Regions from separate parts of the Homo sapiens genome. Here region 2 is linked to region 1. A link is a loop called in an ENCODE intact Hi-C map of the cell type or tissue named here. Cell type or tissue: Caco-2. All regions are shown on one strand. Links, peaks and the distances in the headings refer to the core of each region. The heading gives the core; the rest is flanking DNA.

Region 1 (11,010 bases), core at 973-8,972:
GGCCCTCCACTAGGGAGTTGTTCAATGTAAACACTCATTATACCCATTTCAATTAACAGTATAAAAAATTGTGTTCAATTTTTAGAAAACAAAAATGAGTGACTCTACATATAATTAATACTCAAAGTTGATTTCTCAAGAGAGATTACTTTCAAGAATAACAAGAGATGGAAGTTTACCAAGAGTTTCTTCTCTCTACTGTTGCCAATAAACCAGGTAAAGTCAATGGATGACAAGAATTCCAAATCCGGGACAAATTCATTAACAGAGAAATGAATGAGATGTTTGGAAAGATAGAAAAACGTGTTCCATGTGGTGAGAGATGACTTCTCACTTTTCTGCCTGATGCTAACATCTCCTCTAGCTCCCCCACCAAGTTTATATCTACATCTAGCCCCAGAAGAATGAGGGGCTTCCAGACTCCAACTCAGTAAGGAGAAGTTCCAAGTTTATTTGCCAGCAGGTCAGCAGGACCTCTCTTCCTACTACCTATCCCACTAATAACCAAGTCCTTACCACTCCTCAGCTCCCAGGGCCCTGTGGGTTTTCTGTAGGAAAATAAACCTAAGAGACAGTGTTGTCTTCAAACTTTCTCTTGCCTCATCCCCATTTTTTCCTCCAAATCTTGTATCTCATTTCAGTGTTCTACTTCTCTGCAAACCACATCCAATGTTCCTTCTATACTTCACCTTTATTTGAAATAGAATTGCCCCTATTAATAGAGGCATGAGGCAGACAAATGCCAAGGTAGATAGGGGCGGATCCCCAATGAAACCCCACCTTCAAGCCAAAGACAGTTTAAAGCCCAAAATCCAAGCTACAAGTGAAATCCACAGACCAGATTGAGAACCTGCCTTCCTGTTTGGTGCACTTTCCTCTGATTGATCTCCACCATTCACCTATTTTATATATGCCTACCCTTCCCTAATTGGTTTTTATAACACTATCGTGCCCACCTTTGAGTGATGCCTCTTTTTTTTTACTTTTTTTCGTACTCACAAACCAATCAGCATGCACTCCCCTATTCTGAGCCCATAAAAGCCCCGGACTTAGGCACATGGGGAGAGAGACAACCCAACTTCAGATGAGAGACCATCTTCCCATAGCATCTCCACCAAGAGCTGTTTTGTTGCTCAATAAAATTCTCCACCGTCATCACCTTCAATGGTGGGCATATCCTCATTCTTCTTGGGCATGGGACAAGAATTTAGGAACTGCTAAACAAGGGTATGAGTTATAACACAGGCGGGCAGGGGCACACCTGGCCCAGCCACAGGCTGAGCCAGTGCACAAGCCAAGCATGGCCCTGGCGGGTTGAGTGGGCGGGCTCTCTTCTGCGGCAGGTAGTGTGGCCAAGGAAGGCCCAGGCAGGGGTATCACCAGCTGGAGGTCCCCAGCTTGTTGCAAAGTGACCAAGAAAAATCCTGTGTCACTATTGCCCCATTACCTTTCATCCCTAGCCCCTCACCATGTTGCCTCTTTTGAGGTAACAGAGATGCAGAGATATCACCTTCTCTGAGAGGAGTTTATTCCCAACACTCACTCCAAATCATCCCCATTGACATCCATGGCACCATTAACCTTTCACTCTTTGAGACTAAACACTTTGAAGTCATCCCTGACTCTTCCCTACTATCTGTCACCCACTCCTGTTGTCTCTTCCCTTAGAATCCCTCTTGGATTCACTCTACTCCTGTATTTCAACAGCCCTCACATAGTCCACATGTCAAATGTGACCAACTGTCAGAGACTGCAGGAAATGGTCACACATTCTTTGCCTCCCTACAGCCACCCTCTTTGGTAGTGACCTTCTACACTGACTCTGGAATTGGCCATGTGGCTTGCTTTGGGCAATGTGACACCAGCAAACATAATGCGAGCAGAAACTCAAAAAACGTATCCTCTGACCACCATGTGAACAAGCCTGGGCTAGCTTACTAGATGACAAAAGACACGTAATCCACTTGCCCCCATCATCCCACCTGACAATAGTCTCACATACACACAAACCCCATGGCAGAACTCCCCAGCTGGCCACTGAGGAGGCATGGGTGAGCCTATCAAAGACCAACAGAAGAACTACCCAAACAAGCCTATGCTAAATTGCCAACCCACAAAATCATAAACTAAATAAATGATGTTGTATAAGCCATTAAGTATTAGGGTGATTTATGAATCAATGAAAATTAGCCAATACACTAACAAAAAGTAAATATATGTGGCAAACACATGGTGACCCTTGATTAAGGATCTAGGATTAAGAAGTTGAGATAAGAGAGTGTTTTCCCATGTAAGTTGAAATTGATTTGATAAAATCAGGAAGTTGAACCTGGTTTCTTCTCATGTATGGTCACAGACTACAGGAAGTTATCAAGGAAATAAGCTCTAAACAGGAGGCCAACTGAGGCAGAACTATTTCTTTTTCTTCTGGAGCATTCAATGCTCTCCCCACTGGGCAACTGGCTTCCAAGGTGAGACTCAGATGGGGATACTGACCTGGTGGATTTTGAAATTCTAGTCCCAAGGACCCTGACTTGAATGCATATTCTATGTGAAATAAGATTGTAAAGTCTCCAGAAAAGCTCAAAAGTCACTTGTGGCCTGAAGTCCCACACTCTCGTCGGGAGCATTTCTGGGCCACCCTTCTCCAAGGACTCTGTCCCCTGATAATAAAATTATCAGATGGTATATAAGAGAGGTGCCTAGAGCTGCCCACTCTGAATATGTATTTCTCAAAAAGTTCAGAAAATGGGCAGGAGGGCCAGGTGCAGTGGCTCACGTCTGTAGTCTCAGCATTGGGAAGCCGAGGTGGGTGGATTGCTTGAGTGCAGGAGTTTGAGACAGCCTGGGCAACATGGTGAAACCCCGTCTCTACTAAAAATACAAAAAAAAATTAGCTGGCCAGGCGCAGTGGCTCATGCCTGTAATCCCAGCACTTTGGGAGGCCAAGGCAGGCATGAGGTCAGGAGTTCAAGACCAGCCTGGCCAACATGGTGAAACCCCATCTCTACTAAAAGTACAAAAATTAGCTGGATGAGGTGGCAGGTGTCTGTAATCCCAGCTACTCAGGAGGCTGTGGCAGGAGAATCACTTAAACCCGGGAGGTGGAGGTTGCAGTGAGCCGAGAGCGTGCCACTATACTCCAGCCTGGTTGACAAGAGTGAGATTCCGTCTCAAAAAAAAAAAAATCAGCCAGGTGTGGTTGTGCACGCCTGTAATCCCAGCTACTTCAGAAGCTGAGGCAGGAGAATCACTTGAACCTGGGAGGCAGAGTTTGCAGTGAGCCAAGACCATATCATTGCACTTGAGCCTGGGCTACAAGAACAAAACTCCATCTCAAAAAAATAAAATATAATAAAATTAGCAGGGCATGGTGGCTCAGCTACTGTGGTCCCAGCTACTGAGGAGGCTGAGGTGGGAGGATTGCTTGAGCCCAGAAGGTGGAGGCTGCAGTGAGCCAAGATGGCACCACTGCACTCCAACCTGGGTGACAAAGTAAAAAAAAAGAAGAAGAAGAAAAGAAAATAGGCAGGAGGAGGATGTACCCATCTGCTTACTTCCCAAACTGAGTCAGTCTTGAGTGAATGTTTTTCTTTCCTTTCACCAAACCCCATAGACACACAATTTATGAGCCAGGTTAAGGTAAACAAATGCTGTATCTGCCAACAATATGCAGTCTCATATTAAGCACTAGCACACTGCATTAGTAGCTTGCAAATTTATCCCATCTTCCATTTCAAAGTTATTATGATGTGAAAATAATTCCTGTATAAGGCATCCATGGGAACTGTGGAATGGGAGGTGGGGGCTGAGGACCTAGGACATTGCTTTTAGCATGTCTACGTGTAGACGGGACCAAATTCTCAGGTCATAGACTCAATATTCCAGAGATAATCTGGGTAAATGGCTCCCTCTAGTGGGACATATTATTTTTGCAACGTCTCACACACACCACGTGTTAAGAAATTCTTGAAAGGACTTAAATTCTCACGCAGTGGAATCACTGTCCAGGAATGATCTAAACAAACACTTCCCTCTAGTGGAGACTTTTTTCTTTAGAAAATGTCAAACACTGAAGGGGAGTACTCACAGATTAATAAACTCTGCCTAAATACAATTGCCAAGGAGGAGCCTTAAGGGCACTCAATAAAAATTAAAATATCACCAGGCATGGTGGCTCACACCTGTAATCTCAGCACTTTAAGACACAGAGGCCGGCAGCTCAGTCAAGATCAGGAGTTTGAGACCAGCCTGACCAACATGGTGAAAACTTGTCTTTATTTTTTTTAATTTTAAGGAAAAATAAAGAAAAATTTAAAATATAAAAATAAAATTATTAAAGAAAATTGTTATAATTGACCATACATCTGCTCTTTCCACATCACACCTCAAGTAGGAAGGACAATAACTTGGAATTTTCTTTTCCTCCCTTTGTAATAATGTGTGCCAAGGTCTTCTATGAGGAGGAGGAGGACAATGGAGCTCAGAACTGCTGTAATTTGCAATGCTGTTTTAACATGTGTAAAGTAATTTTTGTTTTTATCCTCAAAAGGCAGCACCTTCTGGGTGGTGGGGATATGGATGAAGGAAGAAGAAAGGGGGGAAATAAAGGCTAAAGAAGAACTGAAGAGGGAAAGAAAGGAAAGGAACAAAAAAAATGGGAAGGCGAGAAGGAAGAAGGTGGGAGGGAGAGGAAATTAGGAACCCCGTAACCTCGAGGCTGCCATTTACAAATAGATTTTAAGGTGTTTTCAAAGGAAGGGTTCTCACAAATTACGCTGTACTTGGAAATTTCCTTGTAAGTACAAGATTTTTAAATATATTATTGAAATATGAAACTTGATTTGTGAAGACACAAAACTTTTTTTAACTTCTATTTAAAAGGTGAACATATGGATATGACCTGGCCAGATAGGTTGGATGCTTGGAACAAATCTAATGAGCAAAATTGTATTTCCAGATTTCAGTATTTCTAAGACCATCCATGGTTTCTAGATATAAGAATTGAGGCCGGGCACAGTGGCTCACACCTGTAATCCCTGCACTTTGGGAAGCCAAGGTGAGTGGATTACTGGAGGTCAGAAATTTGATACCCGCCTAGTCAACATGGTGAAACCCCATCTCTACTAAAAATAAAAAATAAAAGTTAGCTGGGCATGGTGGCGCATGCCTGTAATCCCAGCTGCTCGGGAGGCTGAGGCAGGAGAATCGCTTGAATCCAGGAGGCAGAGGTTGCAATGAGCTGAGATCGTGCCACTGCACTGTAGGCAACAGAGAAAGACTCCGTCTCAAAAAACAAAAAACAAAGAAAGTGTTATCAAAATCCCAAAATAGCAGAACTTGAGTAATTGGCATATGCGGATTCACTACAATCTTCTCTGTTCTGCCTGTCTGTAAAAAATGTTTAATTTTTTAACGTGTAAACATAAAATGGGTGGTGCTCAAATCAAATCACTAACTTTTTTGGTATCAGGTTTGATATACTTTCTAAATAAAAAGGGAACAGAGACAGACTTCAGCAGCCCTGATGAAGTAAAGCAATCACAGATCAAAGTCGGAAACATTTAAATGGCCACAGGCCAAAAATCAGTAGCCATTAGGCTTGTTTTTAGTTTAGTTTTAGAGAAAAGTTTAAAGCCTTAAAGCAAACGTGGCTTGAGTTCTTGGCCATTCTATTCATTGTATCTTGAAATCATGGTGATCTAAGAAACACTAAAATCTACAGATATATTTGCTCATCAGATTTGTCCCAAGCATCCAAACTGTCTCGCCAGGTCACATCCATATATTCATCTTTTAAGTAGGCATTTCAAAAGAAAAATTTCGCACCTTTACAAATAAAGTTTTACGTCTCAATAAAATGCTTTAAAAATTTATATTCAGAAGAGAATTTCCAAATAGAAAGCAATTTCTGGGAATCAATCCTCTGAACACCTTTAAATCAATTTGTACACAACAGTTTCAAGATTAGAGTCTCTCTCTCTCTCAATCTCTCTCTACCCCACCCCCCAAAAGAACTTTTCAACATCTTTCTAAGCTGAAAAGAGACAAGAAACTCCTTTTTGTTTCTGACAAAAGCAATTTTAAGGTGATTAAAGTAGCATGTTCCCAATATTTTTAAATGTGCATCATTCTCAGCTGGTGTTTATGTGAGAAAACTTCATATTTCATTCCAAAAACTCCAGACATTTCAACAAAAGCATTGTATAGTCTTGGGTTACATTCTAAATACACAGAGAGATAATTTGAAATAGGCGTCCTGAGAAAGAATGTGCGTATTGAATGTTGCTGGCTAGAAGACAGGCTATGTTGTTACATACAACGCAACTGTTTGTTAACAACCATGTTAATTGATGATCAGGTGTGATGTTTTAAGCATTTTCTATCCAAACATAATAGCTTGTTATTTATGATAACATGTTACTTTATTATGTTTTAGGCAATTGGTTGAAGGTTTAGGGTAGACATGTATCACATAATATTTTTTACCACTCAAAGTGATGAGAAATAGGTTCCCAGGTAGCATATTCACACAGAACATCTGATTTTCATGAACAGATTATTGATATTAAACAGGAGATGGCTATGTAAGGATTCAGATATCTCAACACAGCATTGGAAGCCTGAAGACAACAAAACAATACCTTAGAAATTCTAAAGAAACATTAATTCCATCTAGACTACTATACCCAGCCAACTCTCAATCAAGTACAAAAATAGAATACTTTTTTCAGATGTGCAAAGTACCAAAAATTGTATTCCACCATCCAATAGCACATGGAGCTACTGAAGTGTATACCCTCCCAAAACAAAAGTAAGCTAAGAAAGAGAAAGACATTGGGTCCAAGAAACAGGAGCTCTGATTAAAAGAGAGATGAAAGACATCTCCAGACACCCCAGATAGAAGCTATGCTGAAGGCTGGAGAAAAATCAGTCCAGAGGGCAGCCTATAGACACCCACCTTCCACATACTACCCTCCACCAAATACACCACAAACACCCATAGGCCCATCACACTTAAACTACACACAATTCACACCTCACTCATGGCAATACACACTACACACAGGCTACAGGCTTGGTCCCCAGAGTCTGTGACTAATAGAAATATTGGACATTCTTTGTCAGGTCTCAAGTTTAAGAAAAGACTGTCTTTCTCGATTCCAAAATCAAAACAGACCTCTGATGACCTTCCAAGCCAGAGGTCCCCTCCTTCAGTGGGGCAATTCCTCAAGAGCCTCTTTCTACTTCACACACACTCTGAGAGCATCACCCCCACTTTCAGGGGTCACCTAGCCCTTCAGTCATTCAGCCAACCATCCACATCTCCACCTATCCATCTTCTGTTCATCTGGCCAATTGCCCATCCATTTATGTGCCTATATGTCCACCAATCAATCAAGTTGACCACCTATCCTGGACTTGTCAGGGTAGTTTTCAGACCCACAAAGAGCCTTAACACAAACTCCTTTCTAGGGAGCTGATGTTCCACCTTCATTTCACATCCCTGTGAATGAAGCAGGAGAGCTACCCCTGGAGGAGAAAGCCTGGCTCAGTTTCTCTGTCCTTAGGCCCAGAGGCCTGAATTTTTTCCCAGAATGTTTTTGATCCAAGGTTGGATGAATCCACAGATATGGAACCCATGGATGTGGAGGTTGACTATATATATATGCACACAGTCATCCCTCGGTATCCATGGGGGAATGAGTCCAGGACTCCCTACAAATACCAAAATCCAAGGATGCTCAAGTCCCTACATAAAATGGTGTAGGATTTCCAGATAACCTATGCACATCCCCCATATGCTTTAAATCATCTCTAGATTACTTATAATACCTAATACAATGTAAATGCTATGTAAACAGTTGTTATACTCTACTGGTTTTTCCATTTGTATTATTTTTTACTGTTGTCTTGCTATTTTTCTTTTTTTTCCAAATATTTCTAATCTGCTGCTGGTTGAATCTACAGTTGCAGAGCCCATGGATCCTGAGGGCTGAATACATCTATATACAGTCATGTACTGCATAAGGACATTTTGGCTAATGATGGTCCACATATACAGTGGTGGTCCCATAAGATTATAATACCACATTTTTACTGTACTTTTTCTCTATATAGATACACAAATACTTACATTGTATTACAATTGCCTACAGTAATCAGTACAGTGACGTGCTGTACAGGTTTGTATCCTGGGAGCAATAGGCTGTACCATATAGCCTAGGTGTGTAGTATGTTATACCATCTAGGTTTGTGGAATTACACTCTATGATGTTCACACAATGATGAAACCACCTAATGAGTCATTCTCAGAATGTACTCCATCATTAAGTGATGTATAATGGTATTATTCATGACAGGATTATCTTACCTGATGGGGAAAACCCAATTATTCATTCCTAAAGAATAGAGTCTTTGGTGGTCTTACTCTACTGGTTTTCCCCTGCAACCAGCACACCAGACAATCCCTTGGGGGTTGGTTTGGCTTGGTTGGTTTGGGGTTTGGTTAGGATCACTATGTTTTCCCTCTTGGGTTTTAAAGTGAGCACCTTCCTGCTCCCATTGTATGACAACCCTATATCAATAATATAATCACCATCAATCATCCCACCTAACATGAGATTATCCTCTGTTTTGCTTATGTGTACAGTGTCCTGAGAAGCCTTAAATGGACAGAAATAAGTCTGAACTTCTAATTCTATGAAATCATTATTTTGTCCCTGGTAGTAGCATTCTTGCTATGTTAGTTAAGGTACAGGTTAATTGCTATACCAAAGAAACTCAATAGTACAGTGGATTAAATAAGATTAAAATTTCTTTTTCTGTAATGAAACAGAGATATGCTCTCCAAAGGTGAGAGGTCCAGACCTGCCAGTGTGGATCTGCTATACGAAGTGATGCCAAGATCCAGCTCCCTCCAATATCCTTGCTCCTGCCACCTCCTCAACTCCTCATACACAGGAGTATGAAGGTATGTGTTACCTCCATACCCTCATACTAACCCAAGGGAAGGGACAGAGAAATTCTGTGTAGGCAGCTTGAACATTAAGGAGATCACTGTCTTAGTATATTTTCTGCTGCTGTAAGAGAATATCACAGACTGGGTAATTTATAAACAATAGGCATTTACTTGGGTCATGGTTCTGGAGGCTGCTGGGAAGTCCAGAGCATGGTGCTGGCATCTAGTGAGGGCCTCTGTGCTGCAGGAGGTGGCAGCCAGAATAGCAAAAGGGTATGCACAGGAGAGAGAGCCCATATAACAAAGCCGCCCCCACAATAACCCACTCTCGAGAAAACGGCATTCATTAATCCACTCATGAAGGTGGAGCCCCCATGACCTAATCACTCCTTTAAAACCCCACCTCCCAACATTGTTGCATTGGGGATTAAGTCTCTGACACATAAATTTTGGAAGATGCATTCAAACCATAGCCGTAACCCAGAAGTTTCCCACATGAATTCTGCTCACATCATTGACCCAAATTTAGTGATTTGATCACATTTTAAAACAAGAAAGCTTAATAACAGTGGGTTCTTGCTTGACAACCAAGTGCCCAGCTAAAAATAGGGGAGTTTTATTGCTAAAAAGTTGAGAGTGAAATGGATAATGAAAGGCCATTTATACCTCCTTAATGTACTAATATATCTAAATCAACAAAGCCCAGAGTCACAAGGACAGGAAGCAAATATTTTGCAAGTCGTTAGGTTTAGTGGCAAGGGGTGCCACTCCTACTTCAACCCCTTGGTAACCAATGTATTTTGTATTTGTATTTTGGCTATTTGGCTATTGTATTTCGGTTATAGGAGAATACCACATATTGGTCTGGGGTTCAGAGCCTATGTCTCACCTATAAGAGATCACTCAAACTTTTCAAGGTTTTTTCTCCCAACTGGTGCTGTATTTGAGTTTTTAATTGGCCATTCTATTGTTCAAAAAAGGCCAGGTGGTTCTGGGGAATGAAGTTACAGGGTAATCCCAATGAGTCCTGTGAGCATTGGCACATTGTCTCACTTGTTTTGCTATATATTTTTTCCTTGATTAGATGCAATATTATGTGAAATATCATGACAACAAATGCAGCATTCAGTAAGTCCGTGGATGGTGACACTTGCAGATGCAGGCAGACAGGAAAGATAAATCCATGCCCAGAGTAAGTGATTATCCCAGTGAGTGCAGAGCATTGCCTCCTTCAGGCAAGGGGTACAATGTAATCAAACTATCCCCAGGCATATTAGTTACCCATTGCTATGTAACAAATTACTACAAAACTTCCCTGCCTAAAACCACAGACAATTATCATCTCACAGTTTGAGTTGGTCAAGAATCCAGGAGAGAGCAATGAGCTGGGTGCCTCTCGCTCAGGGTCTCTCACGAGGATGGAGTCAAGCTGTCACCGAGGGTGCAGTCACTTAAGGGACAACTGAGGTTGGAAAATCCACTTCTAAACTCATTCATGTGCCTGTTGGCAGGCCTCAGATCTATTTCCAGGTTCACTCACATGGTTGCTGGCAGGCTTTGGCTCTTCCTCATGTGAGTCTCTCCACAGGCTGCCGAGTGTCCTCAATATGGCAACTTGTGAGAAGGGGGAAGAGAAAGACAGAGACAGAGGCAGAGGAGAACCAGACAGGACCCAAGATGAAAGCCAAGTCTTTTTGCAACATAATGTCAGATATCCCATCACTTTTGCCATGTTCCCTTCATTAAAAGCAGGTCACTGGTTCCAACCTACACTAAAAGGGAGAGAATTACACAAATGCATGAGTATCAGAAGATGAGTTTCATGGAGAACTATCTTAGAGGCTGCCTACTACACCAAGCTATTGTTACTGGCAAGTTACACACTCAGCCATGGCATAGCCAGACCAGCCTTGGTGAGGGGAACCATTGTCGGTAAGCCTGTGCCTAACCTTCATCCCTTCCGCCATGGACATTTTGATTGTGATCCCTTGAATAAGCACTGGAGATGCTGGAGAAGGCTGACTGACATCTACCAGCTGGGTCATCTT
Region 2 (11,010 bases), core at 1,919-9,918, 170 kb before region 1:
GGCAAAATTAAAATTGCTATTGAAGTTTCGGGCATGCATTGTCATTGATAACATCTTATCAGGAGACAGGGTTTGAGAGCAGACAACCAGTCTGACTAAAAATTTACTAGGTGGGAATTTCCTTGTCCTAATAGGCCTGGGAGCACTACTGGAGACCGGGGCTTATTTCATCCCTTATCTGCAACTGTGAAAGACAGATGTTCCCAGAGCGGCCATTTTAGAGACCTACCCCTGGGAATGCATTCTCTTTCTCAGGGCTGTTTCTTGCTGAGAAAGGGGAGTTCAGTGATATTTCTCCTATTTGCTTTTGAAAGAAGAGAAATATGGCTCTGTTCCACCCGGCTCTCAAGCAGCCAGACCTAACGGTTATCTCCCTTGTTCCCTGAACATCACTGTTATCCTGTTCTTTTTTCAAGGTGCCCAGATTTCATATTGTTTAAACATAAATGCTTATGAACAATTTTGCAGTTAACACAATCATCACAGGGTCCTGAGGTGACACACATCCTCAGTTTATGAAGATGACGGGATTAAGAGATTGAAGTAAAGACAGGCATAGGAAATCACAAGAATATTGATTGGGGAAGTGATAAATGTCCATGAAATCTTCACAATTTATGTTCGGAGATTGCAGTAAAGACAGGCAAAAGAAATTATAAAAGTATTAATTTGGGGAACTAATAAATGTCCATGAAATCTTCAAAATTTATGTTCTTCTGCCATAGCTTCAGCTTGTCCCTCCATTCAGGGTCCCTGACTTCCCTCAACAAACATTAAAGAAAAATAAAACTCCCTTGGGACTAAGTTTATTTCTTAGCCTTCTTTTTTCTTTTTCTTTTTGTCTACAGACTGTGGAGCAGAAAATTGATTTACATTCAATCTCTCCTACCCAGGCTAACCACTCAAAAACATGATCCTCTTTTAACATGCTGGATTCTTACTTGTATATATCAATAATCTCACTCATTATTATTTTTAAGTGCCTATTTACACTTAATTACAGATACTTTAAACTTAAGAGATTTTTAAGGCAGAGCTATGTCCTTCTGAAAAAGTCCCACACCCAACAGAAATTACATACTTAATGTTAAGATATTGAGTTAATAGATTCAGAGGCTGAAACAAATAATGTGGTAGCAACATCACTGGCATGTTCTTGCTGTGAGATGGTTTTAATATACCTCAAAGAATGACTAAATTTTATTTTTAACTTGGGGAGGTGAGATATGGTTGGATCTTCAAATCTAATTCCCAGTTGTTTGTGGATCTTCTCTATTCCCATTCATACCAAGTGCCAAATAGGCCAATTCTTTTATCAGTTTCTTTATAGCAAACAGGTTAATTCCAAATTCCCATTCATAAAGCCACAGATGCTTTTGGTATATATCTACCTTTCAGATTATCTCAGGTGATGACTTTACTAAAATTTTCACTACTGCAGCATAACCTAGGCTGTTGCTGCTATATTTTCACTTCAAAGGAAGTCTACAGGTCAAGAAATAAATTTCTTTTAAATGGAGGGGCCCTGAATAATCATTAAAAAATCTACGAAGTGTACATAAAAACATTCAACATATTCTATAGACAATTTTAATAGTATAATTAAGTTTAACAATGTTGATGGAGCAATGGTAATCTGCAAAATTAAATGAATTTCTAATATCATTATATCAAAAATATGCTATGTATAAATAATATGTAAATATTATATAACTATATATTATATATAATTGAAAATAACATAGAACTACACAAATACTTGACAATGAATCTAATGATGGAAGCATAACATACACAAAAGAAACAATAAAATCTTATTGATAAAAATTTACATAGAGGCTATGACTTTCATATCTCTTTGTTATTTAACCTTAAGCAATACTTCTGGCCAGCCCTCCAAACCTAATTTTGTGCACTTTTAAAGCATTCACAGTCAGTTTGAGATGTTACTTTTAAATACGCTTATTTAAAAATCCCAGAAACAAACATTACAAAGCTGGAATGCATTGAAACAGTGGTTCTTAATGGTGTGAACTGTTTTTGAAGGTCATCCATGTAATGATGGTCTTACAAGACATTGTCTGTAGACAGAATAAATAATATATCTGACCTATGTAATTTCTTCTGTTTTTCAAATGTAAATAAGTTATCCTATGATTAACACAATATGAACTGATTTTACAATATCTCTGTATACATAGTAACTTTCATCCACACTGATTTCCATATATGGTAGATACTTCACCAAATTATATTATGGGGGATTAGATTAAGCAAAATATTTTGATTATTAAAAAACAGACATACTCATATCCTTATAAAAGTGTATTAGGAAATAGAATCAGACTTGTGCATTATTTTTCTCATTAGCATGGGCACCAGGCCTCTATCTGATGCTATTGTTCTGCATTACTCTCTCAAAAGAAAGTGTCTCTGTTGCCTCCTATTTTAGTTGCTTTGCCAAAGTTAATTACACAGAAGCTTCATTAGTGATGTTTGAACCTGGCCACTAAGGATCCTCTATTTATTCATATGATCCCAGTGCACTTCCAAGAGATAGAGCAGAAAAAATAAATATTTTGGGGATAGAAAAGCTAACTCTCTGCTCTTCTGAAATCAGAGGAAATCTGTTGCTTTCCTCCCTTACATCAAAATTTCTTACCATTATGACAGAGTCCAAGGAAAATATTTCCAAAGTGTAAAATAAGGAAGTTTCTAAAAAGAGTGTTTATTGTAGCGTGAAAATGCAAAACTAGGAGACCTCAAGATCCTTCAGGAAGTACCTGAAGGTTGATGATCAAGTTAAACCAGTACAAAGTTACAACTTCCTTAACACAACACAGTTCAACCCATTAGGGAGCTGCCACCTGAAATCGTGAAAAATTATCAAAACAGTAAGTATTTTAAGGTAGGTATGACAATTACTTTCTCATTTGAGAGATAAGAGAAAGAAATTTTTGTTGGAGTACTCTTCTGTAATTTTGCTAGTTTAAGCTTGTTTCAAATTTTTAATATGGAAAACTGTAGCGAACATGTTTTTAAACTATTAACAGATCTTTGACAAGACTAAACATCATAGCTAGGACATATTTATGCATTCCTGTGTAGTCACACATGCAGTAGTTTGTGGTCACCCATAAAATATAAAGGACACACAGAAATATGCTTCCAAATCCTTGGAATATATACAAAAAAGCATATTACATTGCTTATATTACATTGCTTATAATGTTAGCTTTTTTCTAAATTGTAAATATTCTCTTATGGTTAAATGTCTGGCCAGAAATAATTCAATCCCTCATATTTATTAGTTCAACAAAAATGCTCCCTTAATGTCTAAGTGACACTAAGACCGAGAGACCTTTGTGTTGTTGCTCATGATGCACTGCACTGCACAAGACGATCAAGGCGTAGAAGACTATTTCACTAAGATAGCTTTTTCCTAGTGTGTGTTCAAAGGGAGAGGCATGAAAACGAAGATGACAGAAAGGATGTCAATTCTCAGTTACTTCATAGTTTATGCTGCTTATTGCACTTTTCATGACCCTGAAGTAGTTGGGAGAAAATTAGTTCTTAAACCAAAATCAAAGAAAAAGGCATAGTAAATTACTAGTACACTACTTTGCTTGTATAAAAGCAAAACTTAGAATACATTGACTTTATCTAACAAAGTCAAAAATGGTATTTGCATGAAAGAGGATTGAGGCAACATGAAAAACCTCAGAATATTTGAAAACAAGGAACTGTTTTTCTTTCCTGGAATAAGATGATGAATAGTGTGAGAGTTTCGCAAAGAGACCAGTTTTGGGGGCAGTAAGGTAATCAAAGGCAACAGTTTTAGTTTTATGGATTTCTTGAAAAACCTTGAGAGTTTCACTAAGAAGTACTAAGAAGTAAGCATATGTGACAAGCTGACTGTGTCTTACTGGCCAGTATGCTCTGTTAGCATCTTCATTCTCATTATGCCAGATTCGTACCATCTCTCTTAACAGATTTGTATTAGGCTTTCTGCATAAGTATGTATTTTCCTGTAATGGTACCTTTAAAGCAAGATGGGCCTTGCCATATGTATCACATGGGATTTTATGAAGCACATGTCCATAAGAGTAAGGAATTCATTTTCCCAGGCCCAGAAGACTGATGATATTTGCAGTAATTTTTTATACGCAAAGCAGGTGAAAAAGCATTCATATAACAAACTAATTGGTATCTTATAAGGAGATACAATTTCATTGAGTGATGGAGAAATAGCAAGAACCCTAGAGACTGTGTTGTCAGATAAGACATATGTTTGTAGCTACCATTATAAATAATTAATGCAGGCTAAGGACTGGAAGCAGTTATTGCTCCATGAACAGAAATAAACTCATTTCCTCTTGCTGAAGAATGTCATAATGGTCAGAGATGACATGAACAAAATAAGACCCATAATGCAAATTAAAGAAGCCAGTTAGTATTTTAGTCATCCTTCATTTGTGCCTGAAATTATAAATATATAAATTAGGTGATTGCTGATGGCATAAGGGACAACACTGATAGGCAGCTTAGATGATGATGTCAAGGGCGGGCAACAAACTTCCTTAATTGCCTAGGTGGTTCTCAAATATTGATGTGCATATGAAACTCTTGGTAATTATACCACAGCTATTCTAATTTCTAATTTATCCACTAGGGCCTAACCTCATTTGCCTATTTCCTGGCTAAAACGTATTAGCTCTGTGTCCCAGAAAACTATACTTGTGACAAATGTCTTTGATATTTCTAATTCAGAGAATTATACACACTAAATAACCTAGTCAAATGCAAGTATTTCTGGAAGAATAAAGTAAAGCATTGGATAAACACTACAGTAGTAATTTCCTTCTTTCCTTCTTTCCTTCCTTCCTTCCTTCCTTTCTTTCTTTCTTTCTTTCGTGAGACGGAGTTTCGCTCTTGTTGCCGAGGCTGGAGTGCAATGGCGAGATCTTGGCTCATCGCAACCTCCACCTCCCAGGTTCAAGCAATTCTCCTGCCTCAGCCTTCCGAGTAGCTGGGATTACAGGCATGTGCCACCACACCCGGCTAATTTTGTATTTTTAGTAGAGATGGGCCTTCTCCATGTTGGTCAGGCTGGTCTTGAATGCCCGCCTTGGCCTCCCAAATTGCTGGGATTACAGTCATGAGCCACCGCGCCCGGCCAGTGGTAATTTTAGTGTAAATTAAATGAGTTTCAAAATACAGAGCCTCGCCTTGTGCATGGCTTGCATCATATTTTCCAACAGCTAGGTGGAAGCATATCCTAACACAGAATTTAGTGGATGTGCTCTGACAGGAAAGCAAAGAGAGAGAAGGATCCAGAGCTGCTTAATTCCTTGAGAAGAGTGGAGAACTCCATGCAATAAATGCACACAGCCAGTATACCTCAGGGAATCAGGCAAAAAGAGGTTGGGAATTTAGAAAGTTGAGTGTGGAGAACAAAAGCTGTGGAGGCAAAATACACTTGTCACAACTTGTCTTCTGAAAAAGAGGAAGATATATTCACTCTTAGTCAATACAATATAAAGACTGAAAAAAAAATTAAAAGTGCCATTGCATTTCTGAAGAGAAAAAGAGATGAGAGGCTGGTTAAACTCAAAGTTCAGGTAAAGGATCGTGTGAGAAGGTGAAAAGTAGAAAAGGGCAAACCATAGGTCCAATAATTAAATAGGTAAATTTTGTCTTTAAGACCGTCAGAACAAGTATTCTATCTCCTCTCCAAACCGTATTGTTGAACTTACACCTGTAGATGCAATTCACCGATAGCCTAGTCTATTCACAAGGAACTTAGACCAGTGAGTCTAGGGCTGAATGCTATTCTGCAGAATGTGCTGCAGCCTGTTAATACTTACAGAAGTTACGATTCATTTAGATAGTCTCATGGTCCTCACTATATACGTTTTAACAGTTTTATTGAGGTATAATCTATACTAAAAACTGCACTTGCACACAACCATGAAACCATCACCACAATCAAGGTGATAAACATATCCATCACTCCTCCAAAGTTTCTGTGAGTCTTAAGTTAGTTTTCTTGGATTCTTTTTAGTTTTTGGGTTTTTTTTTTTTTACATAAACACTTAACATGATATCTATTCTCTTAAGCCTTTCCAGTGCACAATAAGGTTTGTTAACTATAGGCACCATGTTGTTCAGCAGATCTCTAGAACTTACTCATCCTGCATAACTGAAACTTTATAACTATTGAACAACAACTCCCCATTTTCCCATCACTTCAACCCTTGGCAACCAAGATTCTAACTCTCCGCTTCTGTGAATTTGACTATTTTACATGCCATATATAAGTATAATCATGCAGTATTTGTCCTTCTGTAACTGGATCATTTCACTTAGTATAACCTCTTGTAGGTTCATCTGTGTGGTCACAAATCACATGATTTTCTTCTTTTTAAAGCTGAACAACATTCCATTATTGTATTATATATTCCACATTTTCTTTATCCATTCATCTGTTGATGGACATTTGGGTTGTTTCCATATCTTGGTTATTGTGAATAATGCTCAATATTTAAGAGTAAAGTTAGTTCTTTAAACTCCTTATTTCTATAATTTTGCATATATACCAACAGGTGGGATTACTGGATCATATAGTAGTTATATTTTAAATTTTTTGAGGAAAGTTTCATACTATTTTCTATGGTGGCTACACCATTTTACATTTCTAACCAGAGTGTACAAGCGTTTCTATTTCTCTATGTACTTGCCCAAAGTTACCTTTTGTTTTGTTTTTCTTGTTTTTTAATAGCCATCCTTATATGTGTGAGGTGATATCTCATTGTAGTTTGATATGCATTTCCCTGATAATTGATGATATTAAGCATCTTTTTATATACCTTTTGGCCACTCATAAGTCTTCTTTGGAGAAATTTCTATTCAACTCTTTTGCCTGTTTTTAAATTGCATTGTCTTTTTTATGCTATTGAATTGTAGGAATTTTTTATGTATTTTGGAGATTAAGCCCTTATCAGATATATGGTCTGTAAATATTTTCTCCCATTTCATAAGTTGTGTTCTAAATTCCCCAGCATTCTCCAAATTACTACCATTTATCTGTTCATTTTGAAAATATAAGGATGAGTGAATTTGTATAACATTAATTAGAAATTAATTAATTTAATTATAGAAAAAAATTTAAAAACTGTTAGCTGAGTAGTCACAGTTATTTTTTCACTATACCTGGTTCCAAACTCCTGAGAATTCCAACATAGCAAAGAAACTTAACCATGATTACCCCTCCTGAGGGGTAATAGAATCACCAAAAAAGACAGGATTAAAAAAAAAAAAAAAGACCTAAAACTAAACTTTTCCTACCCACATATCTTTTACCTTATCCTGTATCTGGCTTCCATTCACTGCAAAAAAAAAAAAAAAAGAAAGAAAAGAAAAGAAAAAAGAAATATACTGCTATTGTAGCGTTGTTTTCCTTAACTCAAAAGTGTTGGGTCATAAGAAATTTAGAATGCTGTAGTATTTTAGGTGGACTGATGTACTGGAAAAAGAGGGAGGGGTTCTGACCAGGCAAAGAAAAGCTGAATAATACAGTGTTTTAAACTCCATGATTATTCCAGGCTATGGAAATGTAATGACATTATTTTTCTATTACAAGAAGTAGGTTTGTTCATATTTCTTTATGCTAAGTATTTTTGTTTCTCTAAAAACACTCCTCACTGAGGTTGGTTCTATTATAGCACAGAAAATTGGGCAACTAAATGAACCTTCTAATATGTGTAGAAAGAGATGGGTGGAACTAGAATTATGCAAATAAAAAGACTATTTCACTAATACATTCAGGTTGTATTAATCAGCAAATGTACTAGGAGTGTTGGTATGAAAGAAACAGACTTTAGGATATAAATAAGAAAGCAAATTATTTAAACAAAAAAGAAAATTCTACCTTGGTAATAATCATAAGCATAGCAGCAATTCTAATCTTCTTGACATTGCAGTATAAGCCTTTTAGCTTAATATTGTCTAAACTTTAAAATACTTTTTAAAAATGGGTTTTTCAAAAAAACTTTTAAAACTCTGCTTTTTAAGAGATAAAAATACAGATACAGTTGTATAAAAGGTACATTAACTCATTGAAAAATTGTTGAACACATGCTATGTGTCAAGCAGAGTCTCCACAGCAGTAAAAGATGTAACAGAGAAAGAACAAAGCTCCTATTCATAGTGTTTACTTTTGAGTGACCCTAAAGATCCACTGATCCTAAGAGTATTAGGATATCTTTGAACTTCTTGGGTATATCCATGCATATAATCTGTATGAATTCCACCTGATTTTTCCATAAGAGAATCCGAAGTCTCTCTTAGAAAAGAAATGAATCTTTAGACACATAGTAGGTGGTTTTGGCCTTTAAAAAAAGAGGAAAACAGAGAGTAAAACAATTCTAGTCTCTAGAAAATGATATATGAGAATCAAATTCTGGAAAAAAGGAAAAAAAAATTCTAAGTTCTTAGGAAGGAAAAGGTCAGGAAAGAGATTACTATAAACAACCAAGCAGATAACAATAGCATGTAAGGAATTATAATATCAAGGTAAAGAAAGAAATAGTTCAGAGAGCAAAAAAAAACTCTGGAAAATGTATTAGCAAAATAGCATTTGCAGAACTTTGAATTGAAAATAGTCTGGCCTTTTGTCTAAGAATGTACTAAAAATGATAGTGCAGTTTGAAACAGGTATGAAAATAAGAACTTTGAACCAACTGACAGGAATAAGCATTAAAAATATAGCTTACTGTCACTATGTAGACAAATCTGTTTTATTTCTTCACTAAACTTACCAAGAACCCTACATAGGCCAGATATAAGAGAAAATAAGGATATATAAAATATTGTCTCTAAAGAAGTTTACAGAAACATACGGGAGAAATACAAGTATAGTGAAGAGTATAATACAATGTGATATAATCCAAACCAAGTACATAAGTACTTGGGAAAAGACACAGGAGCATAGTTTCACATTCACTGTGTGGGTAAATGAACATTTCCTTGAAGAATCAATATGTATGCACCAGTCAGTCAAAAGATTAGCCTGTGCAGACAAGAGCATGTAGAAAATTGAAGAATTGCAAGTAGTCAATGCTAAGGCAACTTGAGCTATGAAGAAGAAAGGTAAGAAAATGGTAAGTGATGAGATGGGAAAATCAAGGAAGGTCCTGCCCATGAAGAGCCTGGCAGTCCACATGAAAGTGATTAACCTGTAACAAGCAATAGGTAACACCAGTGGAACAGAAATCTCAAAGAAGGAGCATGACTTGACTTAGAGCATGTGGTATGTGAGGTGTCTGTGGAACACCCAACTTGTGATGTATACTTAGCAATGCTTTTTACCTGATCTTTGGCTACATCACATACATGATCATCAAATCACCCTTGAAGAGTAGAGGGTAAGAAGAGTAACAAACAGAAAACAAGAAGCAGGAGGTCTGAAGATTATTGAGAATACCAATATTTCACAGATGGAGAAAGAGGAGACTAAAAAGAGAAACAATAAAAAGACAGATATAGAAAGAATATCAGTATTAGACATGAAGCCCATTGAAAGAATTATTGAACTTTAAAACAAAAATACTATAGCAATTACAGGCAGGATTAAAAACCTAAATGTGCCCTTAGCTTCAACAGTAATGAAGTCTTTGCAGATTCTTCAGGGGGTGGAGGTGAAAGTGAGGACACAGAGGGTTAAAGCATAAATTGAGTAGGGGTGAGATGAGGAGACGTTAATGTCTTTTTAAATTTTTTTTAATTTTATGCGTACATAGCAAATGTATGTATTTATAGGCCACATGAAATATTTAGATACAGGGAGGTAATATTAAATAAGACATCATGGAGAATGAGTTGTCCATCCCCTCAAGCATTTATCCTTTGAGTTACAAATAATTCAGTTATATTATTTGTTATTTTAAAATATACAATTAAGTTATTATTGACTATAGTGTCCCTATTGTGCTATCAAATAGTAATTATCCTTTCTATTTTTTTGTACCTATTAACCATTCCCACCTACCCCCGAACCCCCCACTATACTTCCCAGCCTCTGGTAAACATCCTTCTACTCTCTATGTCTATGAGTTCAACTGATTTGATTTTCAGATGTCACGAATAAGTGAGAACATACGATGTCTTTCTAAAGGACCTAAAGATATATTGAAAAAGACGCAGCCTAGAAGACTATATTTAGTGGTGTTAAATGTAGATTTGCTTCTGGAGCTTGAAAGGAAAGGAATCACAACTGAACATCAAATGAAAGCCTATGAGAATATTCATTTTGTAAAAACCTTGAACACAACTTTTTCTCACATTATAGATAAAATAATTGTACATCAACCCATCTACAGGTACTAGAGGGTTGAGAATAAGGAATGCCAGCAGAGAAGAATAAAAAGACCGGGGAAAGGCTCAGGGACAACGGTTGTATTCTGTTGTCATTGTTGTTTGTTTGTTTTTCAGGAAAAATGTAATTTAATCTTAATACAATCCTCAGATGATAACAACTGAAGAGAATTAATGTTATTAATTACCTGGATATATCCTATATTCAGAGTTTGTCCTGGACAAAAAATGTTTAAGTACCTATAAAATGACATCATTTCTTTCTAACCCATTTGTAAATCCATTCCATGTAACAAACTACAATCAACTGCATTTGTAAATTCTGATGGATAAGGAATGATCAAAGAAAAAGTTGGATTGTTTTACAAAACTTGATTTCTTAAGGAGATATCCACTGCTCATATATGTGAAATTTAGAAAGGTTATTGGAACACTGGCAACATTGATTATTCTATAAAGGGAGAAAATAAAAGTAGGCTGGTCAGCTTGGCTTCTAGATGCATATCCTTTTGCTATAGAATTCAAATATCTACCCCCTCATAAACCGTGATTTTTAAAGGAGGATTGGGTAGATATCAAAGAACAGTGATGAAAAACCACACAGTAATAAGAACTTTTATCCTGCTGGGACTGACA

Evidence for each region. Hi-C counts contacts between places; a loop is a spot of excess contacts. Peaks named below come from ENCODE experiments on the same cell type or tissue, not always from the same donor. Only the 100,000 strongest peaks of a DNase experiment are listed, where the experiment ranks them.
Region 2: it touches region 1 in a loop (30-fold over the local background); 11 of 110 quality-filtered maps call a loop at or near these places.

What each region holds. Positions count from the first base shown.
Region 1 is chr12:55,615,881-55,626,890 of GRCh38, forward strand. No RefSeq gene overlaps it. Among named protein-coding and RNA genes, the nearest start is that of OR10P1, 16 kb to the right of the region's middle. In Caco-2, for the core only: a CTCF peak has its summit at 4,029 (motif pointing left); a DNase peak (open chromatin) is centred at 3,911.
Region 2 is chr12:55,441,252-55,452,261 of GRCh38, forward strand. It overlaps OR6C2 (olfactory receptor family 6 subfamily C member 2), which reads left to right and starts at 2,825. Exons shown (of 2, transcript NM_054105.2): 1 at 2,825-2,908; 2 at 10,076-11,010. The coding sequence starts at 10,963. The region is part of intron 1 of LOC124902940 (a long non-coding RNA gene); the gene reads right to left. In Caco-2, for the core only: a CTCF peak has its summit at 5,229; no DNase peak of the experiment used is centred there.